2 separate regions of the Mus musculus genome follow, and region 1 is linked to region 2. A link is a contact called in ENCODE Hi-C or POLR2A ChIA-PET data. All regions are on one chromosome and are shown on one strand. The core of a region is the stretch at or near the end of the contact, and the rest is flanking DNA. Distances in the headings are between cores, read along the strand shown. Region 1 holds the start of 4930444P10Rik (RIKEN cDNA 4930444P10 gene). Region 2 holds the start of Xkr9 (X-linked Kx blood group related 9).

Evidence for each region. Hi-C counts contacts between places; a loop is a spot of excess contacts on that map. ChIA-PET counts read pairs that join two places held with the same protein, here RNA polymerase II (POLR2A).
Region 1: a map of T-helper 17 cell shows a loop between it and region 2 (5-fold over the local background). The contact joins the promoter of 4930444P10Rik here to the promoter of Xkr9 in region 2. A Hi-C loop is called at or near these places in 1 of 37 maps with a recorded cell type or tissue (T-helper 17 cell). POLR2A ChIA-PET finds 5 or more read pairs at or near these places in 1 of 5 experiments (embryonic stem cell).

The regions. Positions count from the first base shown.
Region 1 is chr1:16,089,098-16,095,042 of GRCm38, reverse strand. It overlaps 4930444P10Rik (RIKEN cDNA 4930444P10 gene), which reads left to right and starts at 1,718. Exons shown (of 5, transcript NM_001243238.2): 1 at 1,718-2,069.
Region 2 is chr1:13,664,882-13,670,971 of GRCm38, reverse strand. Xkr9 (X-linked Kx blood group related 9) reads right to left here and starts at 2,201. Exons shown (of 4, transcript NM_001011873.2): 1 at 2,105-2,201.

The DNA of each region.
Region 1 (5,945 bases), core at 469-2,968, 2.4 Mb before region 2:
CCACTCTGGTCTACATGGTGAGTTCTAAGAACAGCTAAGGCTACACTGTGAAACCTTGTCTTAAAACAACAACAAAAAAATAACAACATAAGCAGACACTTTAAGGAGAGATGGTAAAACAGTAAAATGCAGTGGCCTCCCTGAGTTGTGTTATGTCACTGTAATAAGAGGTGCATTTTCTAGAATTGGCTCCTTCTTTGTTTCTACTGTGTTTTAAATGTTTGTGTTCATGCTGAAACTTAATGCTCAATTTAACATCTAAAGGTCCCACAAGATTGGCTGTGATTAGATTAAGAGCTTCATCCTTATCGGTGGGATCAGTGCCTTATAAATTGGCTGGAGGCAAGAGAGTAGGTCTGGTTTTTACCCTTCTCCATGTGACATTTGTCTTTCTGGAGGGATGCAGTGTTCAAGAATCTCAAAGAAAATATTGTGTCCTCACCACACACTGACCCTGTCTTCACCGTGATCTTGAATTTCTCAGCAGTAGAACTTTAAGGAAAAAAAAAAAAGAAGAAAGAATTACGGTAGAGTTTTAGATATGCAGCCAAAGAACAGTTTGGGGAAAGGCAGGCTCTGTAGGGTACAGGAGCCGGGGGGGGGGGGGGCATGGAAAAGAAAACCTTTCAATCTTAAATGTTTGAATGCTGGTATATTGTTTAACCCATATAATCTCTTCTATGTGATTCTCCACTATGCAACCCCAGAACTGAATTTATAGTTGTTTTTGAGATGGACTTCAGACATATTTTCTCCTAATTTCCACCCTTGTCTTAAGTTCTGCTGGTTAGTATGCAACCCAATCCTAAATGTGTCTCTTTATCCTTATTTTTCATGAATTCTTTTAGTTATACAAAGTACACATACGTGTTTTTATTGGAGGTAGAATCATGTGCTTCCTGGACTGGCCTTGAACTTACTGTGATGACCTTGAACTAAGGATCAAACCCAGCTTCAGCATGCTGGGAAAATATTCCACCGCAAAGTCCATCTCACTGCTCTGCTACCTCCAGTTTTTCACGAGGGGCTAGCTTTCACTACCCTGGTATCACAGCCTGGATCTAATCTGAATTGGCTTTCTTTTGTTGTTTTTTGTTTTGTTTTGTTTTTTTCGAGACAGGGTTTCTCTGTATAGCCCTGGCTGCCCTGGAACTCACTTTGTAAACCAGGCTGGCCTCGAACTCAGAAATCTGCCTGCCTCTGCCTCCCGAGTGCTGGGATTAAAGGCGTGCGCCACCACGCCCGGCTGAATTGGCTTTCTTAACAGGGAACTTCAATACTGATGTTCTCTGTGTTAAGCAGTGTGAGGCATGCTGATGTTGAGATCTTACTAAGTAGGTGAGGTGCTGGTCCAAGGTAGGGTGGAGACACACTTTCCACAAAATACTTGAAACGGTCTAGTTACAATGAATCTGAAAAATGAGACTGATATCAGCTGATGTGCCAGTGACCTGGCACAAATCCCCTCCTTGTCCAACTGTCCATTCTCACTTCTACCCTTGGAAGAGTATTAGGACAGCTGTCAGCCAGCCTTGTTTTTTCATCGCTCCCCTCTCAGAAGTGACCCAAAGGCCGGCATCCACCCTGGCTTCATACCGACTGGGAGTCCTTCCCTGCTCTCTCAGCCATCCCAGCATCCACCTTGGCCCACTATCCTGAGGCTGCTGTATCCGCCTAGCTCAGTGGGGCGGCCCCAGGCTACGGGCGCCTAGCAACCAACGGTGTACCGGGCAAGCGGGGCCGCAGCTGCGAGCGCTCGCTGGCCCCGGCTGGCCCCGGCTGGCCCCGGCCTTGCTGAGCGGCGGCCGAGCTCGGAACATCGCCGGGCTGCCGGCCGCCAAGCATGCTCGCCCTGAGAGTGGTGCCAGTGCGAGAAGGCTGCCGGCTGCCCCGCCCCACCGCGGTGGACAGCCCGGAGACGCGGCTAGCCTCAGCCGAGAGCTCGCGTCCACCCACGGCCGTCGCTGGCTCCCACACTGCCCGCTGCCCCCGCTGGCCCAGACATCCTCCTTGGTGCCGTGGGTCCGGCACCTGAAGAAGCCCATCTCCTCTGTACAGCTGCGGGGACGGTGAGTGCGGGAAGCCGGGGCTCCAGGCTGGAGCCAGGAAGGGCTCTCTTCAAGAAGGGGAAACTGATGCCTTCAGAGCCACGTGGAACACTCCAAAGCTGCCCTCAAGGCGCTTCGACAGCATGGCTTGGGCATGAGGACCTAAACTGGCACCGTTTGTGGGGTCAGGTGTCAGGAAACGAGGACGAAACGCTGAATATTCTTTTCACACTTTTTAGGTTCTGTCCAAGCAAAGGACCCTTGAGTTTCCTGGACAGAGCTTTACAAGTTCACTCTGCATCTCTCCTAGAGCTTAAACCTAAGGTTGGGAGCAGAGATGTTGCCTTTCTTTCACATGGCCTTCTTTCTCCAGTCTCAACTAGATGGATCAGAACGCCCTATATTGCCAATTCTGTTTTGTATCATTTCTGATGTGCTCATATTTGTGGGTATATTTCTTATTTTCACTATAATCTAAAGGTACAAGAAAATAATTGTGCTGGTCATGTAGACTTATGTACTGGTTCTCCATACTGGTCATCTAGCCCCTTTGGAGTCATAAACACCAAGGAAACCATAGGGACATATGCAAACAACTTGGCAAACAGGCTATTGTGTTCTTTGAAACAAAAAAACCTCAGGTCTCATATTGTGTGCATATGGAATCCCTATTAGTTAAGTGTTAGAATAATATTTCATAAAACTTTTGTTGTTACACTTTAAAACACACTGTCTGTTTTTGAAATTGTGCATTGGTGCGCTTCGCTGACTCGCCCTGAGACACAGGTTTATTTTCTACCTACTTCTTTTACTTTAAAATATGCCCAGTGTTTTCTTTCTTCCACATTTTCCTCTGTTATTTTGGCCACGAGTGGTATAACCTATACATTTCTAATTGATACTGGATTCAGGTTTTGCATTTTACAAATATTTCACAACAACTAACTTTTTTTTTTTATTCATTCACTTTCCATCCCGATTGCTGTCGTAGCTCCCCAACAATGAACATTCTTACACAAAGAAACAGTTCTGTGGAATAAATCCCTTGAAACAGAACTGCTGAGTAGGCTGGGAATGGCTCAGCACGCGAAGGCTGGGCATTTGCCGCACAGATGTCTTGGCTTCGATTCCAGAACTCAGAGAGCCAGCGCTACAGGGTTGTCCTCTGACTTCCACTTGTATGCTATGGCAGATGGGTCCCCAGCCCCCTTCTCCCTTTATACAGGAAAAACGGAACCTTTGGGTCAGGTATATGCACATTAAAAGTTTTGACAGAAAATTTTCTTTTGATTTTTTTGTATTGGTTTGCATTTTCTTTTGGGGGGAGGGGTGTGAGACTGTCCATGTAGCCTTGAACTCACTATGGAGCTTGACTGACCCTCTCCCCATTACTTCCCAGTTATGAGAGCACCATTATGCAGGGTTTGAGTTACCTTTTCATCATCAGGCTGTGGTGAGAGAAACATGTTTATCATTTAAAAATAAATTATGGTTTCTGTTTGCAGGATGCTTATCACATGCTTCTCACCTCTGGACACTTAAAAGTGTCTTAAAAAATTCAGTCTGCCGGGCGTGGTGGCACACGCCTTTAATCCCAGCACTCGGGAGGCAGAGGCAGGAGGATTTCTGAGTTCGAGGCCAGCCTGGTCTACAGAGTGAATTCCAGGATAGCCAGGGCTTCACAGAGAAACCCTGTCTCGAAAAACCAAACCAAACCAAACCAAAACAAAACAAAACAAATAAATAAAAATTCAGTCTTTGTCCACTTAGAGTCAGAAGCATGGCCCTAAGATTATGTTACTATCAGAGGACAAAGTCAAGACTAAAATCTAGGTTCACTTTACTCTAGAGCTTATCTTTGTAGAGTTTGGTGCCTCATTGAACCATTGGCTGGCAATCATTTCATAGGAGTTTGAGCATAAGTTCTATTTTTAAGGATTATTTTATGAATGAGTGGTCTATCTGCATATACACCTTCGTACCAGAAGAGGGCCATCAGACCCTATTACAGATGGTTGTGAGCCACCATGTGGTTGCTGGGAATTGAACTCAGGACCTCTGGAAGAGCAGCCGGTGCTCTTAACTTCTGAGTCATCTCTCCAGCCTGAGCTACTATCTCTTAGATTTGTTCCCTTGCCTCTAAGGTGCTCTGGGTTGGCTGTCTTTCTAGACTCTCATCCTTTCTTCATCTTCATACCCAGAAGATCTTAAAGCATATTTTGGCTTTCTTCTCCTTCTCAAATCCCCCTTGCCAAACTTATAAACTTTTAGTAAAGTTTTTGGCCTTAATTTTTTATCTGGAAATAGTTCTTAACTTTTTATCTCTAGGGCAGCTACTCTCAGCTTCTACTGCTTGGTTCTGGATTGTGTCTGCCTGAGGGTGCTTTATGTACATAAAGCTACATTTGCTTTATGTAAGACAGTGTTCCTCATTGCCTGTCAACCTATGCACTAACTCAGTCTCCTTGAACACTATGTATTGCTTGCCTTGTCAGGTCCACAGCCACAGTCACCATTAAGTCCCCCTTCCTTGTCACAACTTCCTTGTCACAACCTGTTGTCCCATTCTCAGTGATATATTTTAATAACTGCTGAGCAGGGCATGACAATCATGCCTGTCACCCTGGTACCTTCGAGGCTGAGTAGGTTTATGAGTTTGTGACCATCCTGGGCTATGAAATAAGACGACTTTGTATAGGAAAAAACAAAGAAAGAAAGAAAAGAAAAAGTCAGTCACTTGTTTTAACAGTGTGCCAGCTATTGGGGCACACAGATCCCAGTATGTCACACACACACACACACACACACACACACACACACACACACTCACACACACACACCACACACACACACACACACACACACACACACCACACACACACACACACACACACACACACATACACACACACACACACACACACACTCACACACACACCACACACACACACACACACACACACACCACACACACACACACACACACACACACACCACACACACACACACACACACACACACACATACACACACACACACACATACACACACACACACACATACACACACATACACACACACACATACACACACACACACACACACACTCACACACACACACACACACACATACACACACACACACACACACATACACACACACACACACATACACACACACATACACACACACACACACACACACACTCACACACACACACACACACACACACACACACGTTTTTCTTGCTCACATTGTAACAATTCCAAGGCAGGTGTATTTATCAACAGTTGACTTTCCCAGGTTTTAGAAGAACCCAAGCTCTGCTCTAATCATTTCACTCTTGTCTAAGTTCAGTTAACATACAATAAAGAGTTTTACTAAGTACTTATCTTGTACTATCAGGTTGTATACTTTGGGCCCAATAGAATTCCATTGAAAAAGAAAAAGACAGTAGAAGAGGAAGGAGAAAACACTTTCCCATCAGATTTACTTCTCAGTACAGTTAGGACCTGGTGCATCCAGAATGTCAACATAGCTTTATGGGTAACAGTTATCAGAATGAACTCTCATTGTTTTTTTTTTTTTTTACTTAATTCCTCTTAATAGACTTTTGGTTCCTAATTATCACTATTTTATTTTGACGTTCAGCTCTTAGCATTGGCATTGTAAGTGCATACATACCTCAGTGAATATATAATCCGCTCTTTGTTATATTCACTGGACCCTTGTTCTAAACAAAGCTGAACCTGGGCTTACTTTCTCCTGTAGCTTAATACTGGGTGATCTTTTCTCGTAAAAAAAGAAAGAAAGAAAGAAGATTTGCTATCCTTGAAGATAAACATTAGTATATATCTGTGATTATTGCTTTAGAATAAATTTCTGGATGTAGAATT
Region 2 (6,090 bases), core at 952-3,451:
ATCAGGCTGTGGCATGAAAGAACCCTTTATGTACTATGACTGTGGATACACATTTCTGTAGTCACTACAGTATGGAAGTTCCTCATCTAGGTGCCAGTCTAGATGTTTACCAGTGAGTGAATGGGAAAAGAAGGTGTGCAATAACTATTCACTATTTACCACTTGCAAGAAAACGAGTGAAGTTGCTGATTAGCATGTTAAATTAAAGCAGCCTCAGAAAGACAAACATTGCATGTTTTCTCTCATGTGCAGAATCCAGACTTTAACATGATACTCAAGAAAAGGACAATTGGAAAGGCGAGGCAGAAAAAGGAAGTGTTTATGGGAGTGAATTAGATTGGCATATATGATATGCATGCATAAGAACAGCACTAATGTTTTCTGTAAATTACAGACAACTATTTATTTCTAATCTCATGAGGTCATTTTTATTCCCACATGTACATATCTGAAGTAAGTATTCTGGAAGACAGGGCATCAGATATTTTCATTCTTCCTCTTTTTAAATATAATCCCCTCGTAGGTATCATTTCTTTATAATAAACATAAAATAATAAATATAATGAATTTATAATATATGATACATAATATAATACATATAAGACTATTTAAAGGTATCAAAATACACTTAACGACAGAATAGTAGCTATATAAATTCATAATATCCATTTTACCTAGAAATTGCACACAGGATTCCAACCTAGGGTTATGTTTATAAATAGGCAGAGAGATATGTACTCTTGTATAATAAAAAAAGAAAATAGAGGCCCATTGGTCAGGCAAACTTTATATGCCCCAGTACAGGGGAACGCCAGGGCCAAAAAATGGGAATGGGTGGGTAGGGGAGTGGGGGGGGAGAGGGTGGGGGACTTTTGGGATAGCATTGGAAATGTAATTGAAGAAAATACATAATAAAAAAAAAAAAAGAAAAGAAAATGGAAAGCTGCCTAGATGAGAGGCCTGGTTCAAGAACTGTGGCACTTATTTATAGTCAAATAATGCAATCTTAAAGAAGAACAGTAACTTCGTTTGAGATATTAGGATAGAGAATGTAGCCAAGAAACCGCCATCTGCAAATGGAGGAGAGAGAGCATCTCCAGAAAGCACCCTCGCCAGCACCTTGACCCTGGACTTCGGTCTCTAAAGCTGTTATAAAATGAACTGTAATCTGATGAGTCTGTGGTGTTCCACCTGTGAACCACAGGAGCTGGCACGCTGTTCTCTATAAAGAACACTCAGTCTCTAAAAGCCCGGGAGGGAAGAATTGCAAAAAACGCACACATGCAAACTACTGCCTACTGTTCTATGTCCTTTTTCCACTTCTAAGCATTTTGTTTAAGAGTCTACAGAATAATCCTGGAATTTTTCTCTGCCTATGAAACATGAGTAAAAATCCTTAATTCATTTTCCAGACTCTTCTAGCAAAACTATAATCAGGTGATTTCAAAATATTCAAATCAAAATACAATAGTTGAGCTGAAATTTCACACAGAACTTTTAATGTAAGTAACTTACTCAAGCGTATAGGCTATTATACCCAAGGAGTCTGTGTATATACTTATTAATCCATCCATAAAAAAAAACTTCCTTTGCCTGACTTGATTAAGTAAAACCCCAGCAGTTTTTCATTAATATTTCACGAGGTAGAACCATTTCTAAGAAACAGAAACGATATTATAACCAGAACATTTGACTTAATAGATTAACATAACAATGTCCGTATTCTTGATTTGGTCAGACAGACATAATTCCAACAGGAAGTAAGTCTACACAATAAACAATGTAGCCAGCATACAGATACCACACAACTCTCTGAATATTTACACAGTTTTATAACTTGTATTACACATCTTTACCTCCACAGTTGATCACTGTTCCAATACCACCCGAGTAAAAATAACACCACTTACAAAATGTGGCTTCTACTCACGGACTTATTTCATTGAGAGAACAGCCCAGCTGTATGGCTAGCTGGCTGCCAGCCAAAATATATAATCTTTGCCCTAGTACACGATCGTTTTTCAATAAAGCAGATATTTAAAAGAATTAAAACTGGGAAAGTTTCACTTAATCAACCAAACAATTCATGTAAAACTAGACTTACTTGTGACAAATATAAAAGCCTTCTTTAACTCAATGTCTCTTCTTGGAAATCTTCAGCTTATGAGTTCTATTTCTTCACTGTCTAACTCTTTAGGATCAGATACTAAAGTGAAACCGAAGTCACCTGTTAGTCACGTGTGCCACTCTATCTATTGATAGGAGTCTGTTTAACTCGATGACAGTGCAACTCTTACAACCCTCACTGAGAAGACAAAGCATGCGTCCTTCTTTATAACCAACCTTTAACATAGTTACCATTTAATAGTTAAGGAAATATAACTTGAGGAAGTGTGTCCTATTCATAACAGCTATAAAATAAAATAAAATAAAATACCTGGAAGCAAACCTGACCAAGGAACTAAAACTGAATGAACTCTACAATAAAGACATGAAGACAGTGGAAGAGGGACAGAGTGTTCATGCTCACAGATAGGAACATCTAATTTTGAAAATGGCTATATTAACCAAAAATCTGTACTCCCATCCAAGGCCCAATGGCCTCTTCACAGAATTAGGTTAAAGTCCTAAAATTCACATAGAAGCCCAAAGGGCAACAACATATAGTTAAAGCAAAAAGAATAATACTAGAGGTATCACAAAGTCCAATCTCAAATTATATCAGAGACATAATAGCAACACACACACACAGTGTGGTGTGAGCACAAAAATAGGCACTCAGACCAATGATTGAGTAGAAACTTCGAAATAAACCCACAGTAAAAGCATAACTTTGTAGGGGGAGGAAGTGATATGTCAGTAAAGATGGCAGAAGTCAATCGCTGAGTGAAGACATAGAGGCAGTCAGTCCCAGGAGAAAGAGGAGGAGACGAGATAGAGAAAGGGCTTTGGGGCCAGGCTTTGGAGGGAGAAGCACAGACACCATGTAGATCCGGTGCTGGCCTTCACCACAGATGAATTCTAATACGGAATAGCTGATGAGTTTAAGCAGTAGATTCTGACTGGGTCCAGCAGGTTGTGTCATTTGACTGATTTTAAATATTAAGATTATCTGGTGTTTTCCATCCACAACAATTCAGGTGGGCAAGAGAGATGATGCCATGTGGCAGTCGTTGGCGGTCGACAGAGCCTGCCACGGAGATGGTCAGTGTATAGTGATCATTTCCCAGCATTTATGGGAAAAGCATTAGGCAGCCATGAGGGCTGAATAGACTGGCCACTGCTGATATGAGAGCCTAGCCAGAGCAAGCATGTTTTTTTTAAATTTGCACATAACATAACTTGGAGAAAAGACAGTCTCTTTAACAATGATGCTGAGCCAGGCATTGGTGGTATAACACCTCTAATCCCAGCACTCAGGAGGCTGAGGCAGACAGATCTCTGAATTCAAGGACAGCCTGGTCCACAGAGTGAGGCACAAGGACAGTTAGAACTACAGAGAAACTCTGTCTTGGGGGAAAAAATGGTGCTGAGAAAATTGGTTTTCCACAAGTAGATGGATGAAACTATTAATTTATCAACTCTGGAACTCTGAGACAAACAGCTGAGGTGCCTATTTGACCTAGTCCCCCTTAGTCCCAATCAATTACAGGGTATGGCTAGCATACATATCTTGCTCTCTGCCCTGAACATTCCAGACCAAGGACTGGGCTGCCCTTCCCCCAGAGGCTCCTACACACACACACACACACACACACACACACACACACAAATCCCAGCCATTTTGGTTACCTGCCCTCTTTTGTACTTTTGGCCTTCTGACTGCTGCAGCTGGCTCTCCTCTCTCCCCTCTCCCTTCCCTCTCCCCCCTCCCCTCACCTTCTCCCCACATGGCCCAGTCAGTCTGATCGAGTCCATTCTGGTCTGCCTGTGGTTATGCTATCACATATCTATGATAAACTTTCTCCTCTACCATACCTAGAAGCAGCCATGTCCTTTCCTTTCCTTATTATTTCTTTTCATTCAAAAGCTAGACCCATATTTTTCACTCTGCACTAAAGTTAATTAAAAGTAGATTAAAGATCTTAATATAAGACTTGAAACCTTTAACCTGCTAGAGGAAATCATATATAATACACTTCAAGATTTAAGCAGAGGTAAGGATTTTCTGAACTGAATTACACAAGAAATAAATCCAAGAATTGACAAATTAGGTTCCATGACATTAAGGGTCTTCTGCACAGCAAAGAAAATAATCACCAAATTAAAAAATATTGAGTAGGGAAGAAGAAAATCTACCAACTATACATCACACACACATACACACACACCAAATCATGCAATCATCCAATGTGCTAATGAATTTAACAGAATCTTCTCAAGAGAAAAAAATGAAACTTGCTAATAAACATTTCAAACATGTTTAACAGCCTTAGTCATCATGGAAATACAAATTAAAATGTTGTAAGATTTCACTTCAGTCCAGTCACAAATGGCCACACCAAGAAAACAAATAACAACAAATGCTGGGAAAGATGTGAGGAAAGAGGGTCTCTTACTTGTTCCTAGTGGATATATGAAGTTGTCCAGCCACAATGGAAATCAGTATAGAAGCTCCTCAAAAACTGAAAACAAAACTACCGTATGTCTCAAGCACGCAACTGTCAGGTATTTCAACTGAAGGAATCTAAGTCCACACACCACAGACATATTTTCATGTTTTTATTAGTTACACTATAATTATTACTATATTGCTGCACTAAGACATCATGGCCAAGACAACTTATAAAAGAAGGTACTTAATTGGGCTTACAGTTTCAGAAGGTTAGAGTCTATGATGGCAGAGTGAAGGCATGGAGGCAGGTGGCGGGAGCAGCAGCTAAGAGTTCACATCTCAGTCCACAAACAGAAGGCAGAGGAACTGAGAATGAGTCCTTTGTTATTTTTTTTTTTTTTTTTTTTTTTGTGTGTATTTGATGCAGGTTGATTCCCTAAGTCTGGTTTTTTGTTTTGTTTTTGTTTTTTTTGTTTTTGGTTTTTTCGAGACAGGGTTTCTCTGTGTAGCCTTGGCTGTCCTGGAACTCACTTTGTAGACCAGGCTGGCCTCAAACTCAGAAATCCGCCTGCCTCTGCCTCCCGAGTGCTGGGATTAAAGGCGTGTGCCACCACGCCCGGCTAGAATGAGTCCTTTGACCTTCAAAGTCCAACCCCAGTGACACATCTACACCAATTAGGCCACGCCTTCTAATCCTTCACAAACAGTTCCACCAACCAGGGGCCAGGTATTCAAACATACAAGTCTATGAAGGCAGTTCTCATTCAAATCACCACATTCTACTTCCTGAACCTCATAGGCTCCTATCATATCTTGATGCAAAATGTATTTAGGCCAACATGAAAAATCCCTATAGTCTTTCCTAGTCTCAAATACTGCTTAAAAGTCAAAATCCAAAGTCCAACATCTCTTCTGAGACTCTGTAAGGTCAAAAAGCAAATTACATACAGATTAAAATACACATTATTACACAAAAAGGGAGGGGCTGGGGCACACTGAGGAAGTACTGGATCAAAGGAAAACCAAGACTTGGAAGGGTACACTCGCACCCTGTAGCACTATGTCTGATGTCAAGGGGTTTAGATCATGTTACTGCAGCTTTGTTACTAGCAATAGACTTTTCTCTCTTGGGCTGGTTCCACTCCCTGGCTCCAGCTGCTTTGGCAGATGTCTTGTGACTCAGGCATCTTCACCATCATGAGGACGAATTGAGAATCTCCAAGGCTCCACTCAACTGCCTTTCAGACCCTCCATGTTACTAGCTTGGCCTCAGCATCTCTCTGAAAACATGGAGGAAGATTCCATGACCCCTTTACTAGTATATCCTTCAAGACTCTAACGGCAACATCACTTGGCTGACACTGTCAAGGTTGGCTGCCAAACTGGGGAGAACTCTTGGTTCCCTGGAATCAAGTTTGCAGCTGTTGTTGCTTTTTAGGAGAAGAAAATTCCTTAGACCTTTTCCTTTAACAAATGAGTCTTAGCTGGGTCTTCTTGCCCTGAGGGGACCCTCCCTTTCTTCTAAAGGGATCAGG